Linked DNA regions of Homo sapiens: region 2 is linked to region 1. A link is an interaction called in ENCODE POLR2A ChIA-PET data of the cell type or tissue named here. Cell type or tissue: Panc1. All regions are shown on one strand. Region 1 overlaps PDE6A (phosphodiesterase 6A). Region 2 overlaps PDE6A (phosphodiesterase 6A).

Region 1 (2,500 bases):
TGCAGGTGAGGCCCAAATATTTGCTTTTCCTGAAAGAAGTGAACATTGGGAAACTGAAATGACTTCATGAAATGAATCTGAGCATACTCCACCTAGACACGTGCTCAGGAACTCATCAGTAGCTTAGAAAATGACACAGATACCACTTCTTGACTAATGCCTTTTTAGAGATTTTGCTTAATCCTCAAATGTTAATTCAAGTACAGCACTACAAGCTTCTCTTAATTCCTTTACCCTTCACCTGGTTTTAAACAGCTTCACTGATAATAATGCTGTTGACTATTTATTTAATCCCATTCCAACTAGAAGAAATCTATAGATGCAGAGCATTATGCTCTGAATTCCTTCCTTCCTTCCTTCCTTCCTTCCTTCCTTCCTTCCTTCCTTTTTTAGAGACAGGGTCTTGCTCTGTCACCCAGGGTAAAGTGCAATGGTACAATCATAGCTCACTGCAGCCTCCAACTCCTGGGCTCAAGCAATCCTCCTGCCTCAGCTTCCTGAGTAGCTGGAACTACAGGCACATGTCACCACACCTGGCTAATTTTTTTTGAGTTTTAGTAGATACAAGATATTGCTATGTTGCCCAGGCTGGTCTTGGACTACTGAACGCAAGCAATACTCCCACCTTGGCCTTCCAAAGTGCTGGGATTATAGACGTAAACCACCACGCCTGGCCCAGACTTAGTTTTAGAAAAGTTCTGTGAATTGGCTCTATGAAGTACATTTCCACTCAGAACGGCGTGAGCTGAGCATGTTTGGGCTGGCCCGCCTCCCAAGCAATGCTGACAGTCCAAAAACCTCACAGTGCTACCAATAAACAGAAAGGAGGATTCTTGTAAATTTAAGAGAACAATTCAAGCTCTGTCTTTTCATCCTGACCGCATGGTCCACCACAGCCTATAATGGCTTCTCTGGGCTGCATTAGGGGAGGTTTATGGAGGTGTGTGCTCCTCTATACACTCAGAGCTTCAAGCCAATCCCTTGTGACCTACATTACTATTATTGATTTTTCTTTGAGCTGGCCTGAACCTTGGTCACCCATATCCCCCGTGCTTAACATAAGGCCTGACACATAGTGGGGTTTCTACTAAGATTCGTAGAATGGGGATATCTACTGAACTGGTTGTGTGGTGCTAGAACTGGATTGTTTAAAAAGCTGAAAATAACAAATTCTTTTGTTCAATGACCTAGACCCAAGTCTAACCTTATCCAGGCTTCTCTAAGAGGCAGCAGAGCTGAAGGCAGGCTCTGGAGTTACACATACACACACACACACACACTCACACACACAGTCTACACAATCTACACACATGACATTAACCTTCTTGAGTTACAGATCCCCCTTCTGTAAGATGGGCTACTGATGGTACTTATCTCATAGCTTATTGCGAAGATAAAAGTAAGATAACGCAGGTAAAATGCCATGCACGCTGCCTGCTAGCAACTGTCGTTGTACTTCCTAAAGTCTTTACCCGGCTTCCTCTTAGCTGTACCCTGGGTTTTTATTCTGGGCTTAATTGTCATCACCTCAAGAAAGCCTTCTCTAACCCTCCTTCTCCAGGCAAAGTCAGTCCCCCACTCCCATCCCTGGAACCCACACTGCTTTGCACACCTCTCCTCCACAGCCCTCAGTGGATTTCATCTCAGACTTTCTTCTTCTACTGGATTTTGGAAGCTTCCATGACAGATGTCATCTCTGATTTCCCTGCCCCTGTTGAAGAGGAATAGATGGAAGCACCTTTATTCCCTTGTCAACAGGGGCTTTGGGCCGTTCCACTGTTCTTGCTCTTCATTTGCCTGTCCGTGCTTATCTCTGCCTTCCTTTAGGATGAGCATTTCTGTGACTTTGTGGACATCCTCACAGAGTACAAGACCAAGAACATCTTGGCTTCCCCCATAATGAATGGGAAGGATGTGGTGGCCATAATCATGGCTGTGAATAAAGTGGATGGATCCCACTTCACCAAGAGAGATGAAGAGGTAAGAATGCTTTAGAGACTAAGGATAGCCATGCTAGCACATTCTCCCAGCCTATGAAGTCCCCTGAACTTTGCTGTTTGACCTGGCCTCAGTTTTCCCATCTGTAAGACAGGGAATTCACCTGATGTTCTCTGAGGGAGGCAGGATAAAATAATAGTTAAGACATTGGGCTTTGGAGTCAGGAATAGAGGGATAATTGTTCTGGCTCCGCCAATAGCTGTTTGCCTTTTGCAAGTTATTTAACTTCTTTGAACTTTGGTTTTCTTATTTGTAAAATGTTGATAATTTTTCAGTATCAACCTCATAGGGAACTTATTAATAAATAGTAGCTATTTTTCATGAATACACTCCCATCAACATCAACATTCTACATTCGGTGAGTTTTATGCTCATGCAACATCTTATGAGTCTGCATTCTAGGATCCATCTGCCCAAATTGTCTCTGATGAAGCTTTGAAAATATTCAGATATTTGCTGATGGTAAAAGTAGCCAGAGGATGGATTTCTTCTTCTCACCTGC
Region 2 (2,500 bases), 66 kb after region 1:
TGAGGGTTTACATAATTTAAAATATGCAGTGGCATGATCATAGCTCACTGTGGCCTCAAACTCCTGGGTTCAAGCGATCCCCTCACCTCAGCCTCCCAAAATGCTGGGACTACGGGCACATGCCACCACGCCTGGCTAATCTGTGTATTTTTCATAGGGACAGGGTCTCACTATTTTGCGCAGGTTAATCTTGAACTCCTGGCCTCAAGTGATCCTCCTTCCTCAGCCTCCCAAAGTGCCAAGATTACAGGTGTGAGCCACTGTGCCAGGCCCATAATTAAAGATTTTATTTAAACTTGTTAATATTCCATGAGTAACTCTTACAGCCTCACAGACTGGCTTATAGAAAATATGCCCCACACAGCTGATTAATTGTAAAATTATCCAAGCAGCAAGTTAGGTTCAGAGCCCCAGCCTTCTCTCACTCCTCCCTCTCCCCAGTTCCTGCCCATTGGTCTCACCCCGCCGCAGCCAGCCGTTGCTGCAGACCAGCTCTCCTGCCCTCCTGCTGAATTACTGCAGCACCCCATCCCCCTCCATCCTGCTCTTTTCTTCCTTCTCCATCCTACTAGTCCTGCCAGCTGCCTTCCTGCAGCACAGCTCTGAAGAGGTCACAATTGGGCCTTTAACCTTCAACCGTTCCCCACTGCTTGCTAGATACAGTCTGCACTCCCTGGCATGGAATTTAGGGCCCATGCCACATGGCCCTGGATTACCAGGATTACCTGCTCTAAAATGTTTTCTCAAATCCACCCCCCTTGCTCCCTCCTCTTGCTCCAGTTCTTTGTCCGTGTCCCCTCCCTTTCTATTTTCTGTTGTACCCACCTATGTAATAATACCTGCCTTGCCTTTCTATGAGTGGGACACTCCCTTAAGAGTTTACCTTTGAACTCTTTCTACCTACTTTCTTTACCTGCACCCTTCCACTCCTTTTTTTTTTTTTTTTTTTGATATGGAGTCTCGATCTGTCGCCCAGGCTAGAGTGCAGTGGTGTGATCTCAGCTCCCTGCAACCTCCGCCTCCCGAGTTCAAGCGATTCTCCTGCCTCAGCCTCCCGCGTAGCTGGGATCACAGGTGCATGCCATCATGCCCAGCTAATTTTTGTATTTTTAGTAGAGACAGGGTTTCACCAAGTTGGCCAGGCTGGTCTTGAACTCCAGACTGCAAGTGATCCGCCCACCTCAGCCTCCCAAAGGGCTGGGATTACTGGCGTGAGCCACGGCACCTGGCCCTTTCCAAGCCTTAATGCAAGGCCTCTTTGCTACAGCTGTTCACAGTTCTCTTTACACCATATGTTTTCTTTTTTCTTTTTTTTACCTTTTAAATTTTTTGGGTGAGAGTTTCTGCCAGGTGAGGAAATGGCCTAGAAGAGAAAGAAATCTATTAGTATTAAACAAAACTCCTAAATCAGAAAAGCTAACTGACTGATAGAAAAATGGAGTATATTGCCTCCAATGGAGCAAAAAGTGATTCTTGAGGTAGGAGAGCAAATCTTAGCTATTACAATGGCCTGTGGTTCTCCAAACAGATGGACAGCATATCTGTGGTATTAAAAGCTCATCGTGGGGCAATTACTGAAAAAGTATCTAAAAAGGCTCGTTGGCAGTTGGGGCAGGGAACAATGATGAGAAAAAAAGTTGAGAAACACTTCTCTACAGTAGAAAAGAGCAAAGGGACTCTGAAGATGTGATGAGATTTAAATGAAATTGATGTTTGTACAGTCCCTGGAACAGTGCTTGATACAGAAGAAAACCCAGTACATGTTCCTTATGCATATACCATGTTCAGACACTATACTTAGATTTCTCCAACCACAATCTCATTTAATCTTATACCTGTTTTGTGAGTAAGGTACGATTATCATTACAGACAGGGAAATGGAGGCTCAGAGAGGTTGGTGTAGTTGCCCAGTGTCCAACCTCTGATCACTGACAGAGGCAGGATCTAACCCTGTTTGATTTCAAAGCCCAACCCCTGGATGCAATGGGGGTGAGCCCTTTCCTCACAATGAGACAAAGTCACCTACTAGTGGGGGTGGAGAAAGGTGAGAGAGATGGAATTAACCAGTACATGAAGTCTTAAATGGCCCTGGACTGATAGAGGGTGTCCTGTGTGCCCAGGGCCATGATGATGACCGCCTGTGATCTCTCAGCCATCACCAAACCCTGGGAGGTGCAGAGCCAGGTATGAACTCCTGCTGACCCAAGAGGAGGGGCATCCCAGTACTGGGGGCATCAGGTCATGAGGCTTGGACTCTCTCAGCCCAGCTCCAGAACCAGCTCACCTGTGTCCCATCCTCCTCTACCAAGACATGGGAATCATTTTACGTCTCTCCAGTGATGACAGCAAAAGTGAGGGTGGCAGGGCAGGGATGGGTTTATCCTTTTTGTTGATTTGGAATTGCAAGTGGGGTGGGAGCAGGGGTAGGGGATTGGGCTGGGGCTCTGACTCTGCGTGTGTGAGGGTCTGTCTGTTGCAGGTAGCTCTGCTGGTGGCTGCT

The links. Peaks named below come from ENCODE experiments on the same cell type or tissue, not always from the same donor. Only the 100,000 strongest peaks of a DNase experiment are listed, where the experiment ranks them.
Region 2: POLR2A ChIA-PET joins it to region 1 with 5 read pairs; 5 of 35 experiments call an interaction of 5 or more read pairs at or near these places.

Annotation. Positions count from the first base shown.
Region 1 is chr5:149,934,046-149,936,545 of GRCh38, reverse strand. It overlaps PDE6A (phosphodiesterase 6A), which reads left to right. Exons shown (of 22, transcript NM_000440.3): 2 at 1,828-1,980. Among named protein-coding and RNA genes, the nearest start is that of PDE6A, 9.5 kb to the left of the region's middle. In Panc1, no CTCF peak of the experiment used is centred here; no DNase peak of the experiment used is centred here; H3K27ac peaks cover 2,500 bases.
Region 2 is chr5:149,867,779-149,870,278 of GRCh38, reverse strand. It overlaps PDE6A (phosphodiesterase 6A), which reads left to right. Exons shown (of 22, transcript NM_000440.3): 18 at 2,121-2,184; 19 at 2,480-2,500. Among named protein-coding and RNA genes, the nearest start is that of PDE6A, 76 kb to the left of the region's middle. In Panc1, no CTCF peak of the experiment used is centred here; no DNase peak of the experiment used is centred here.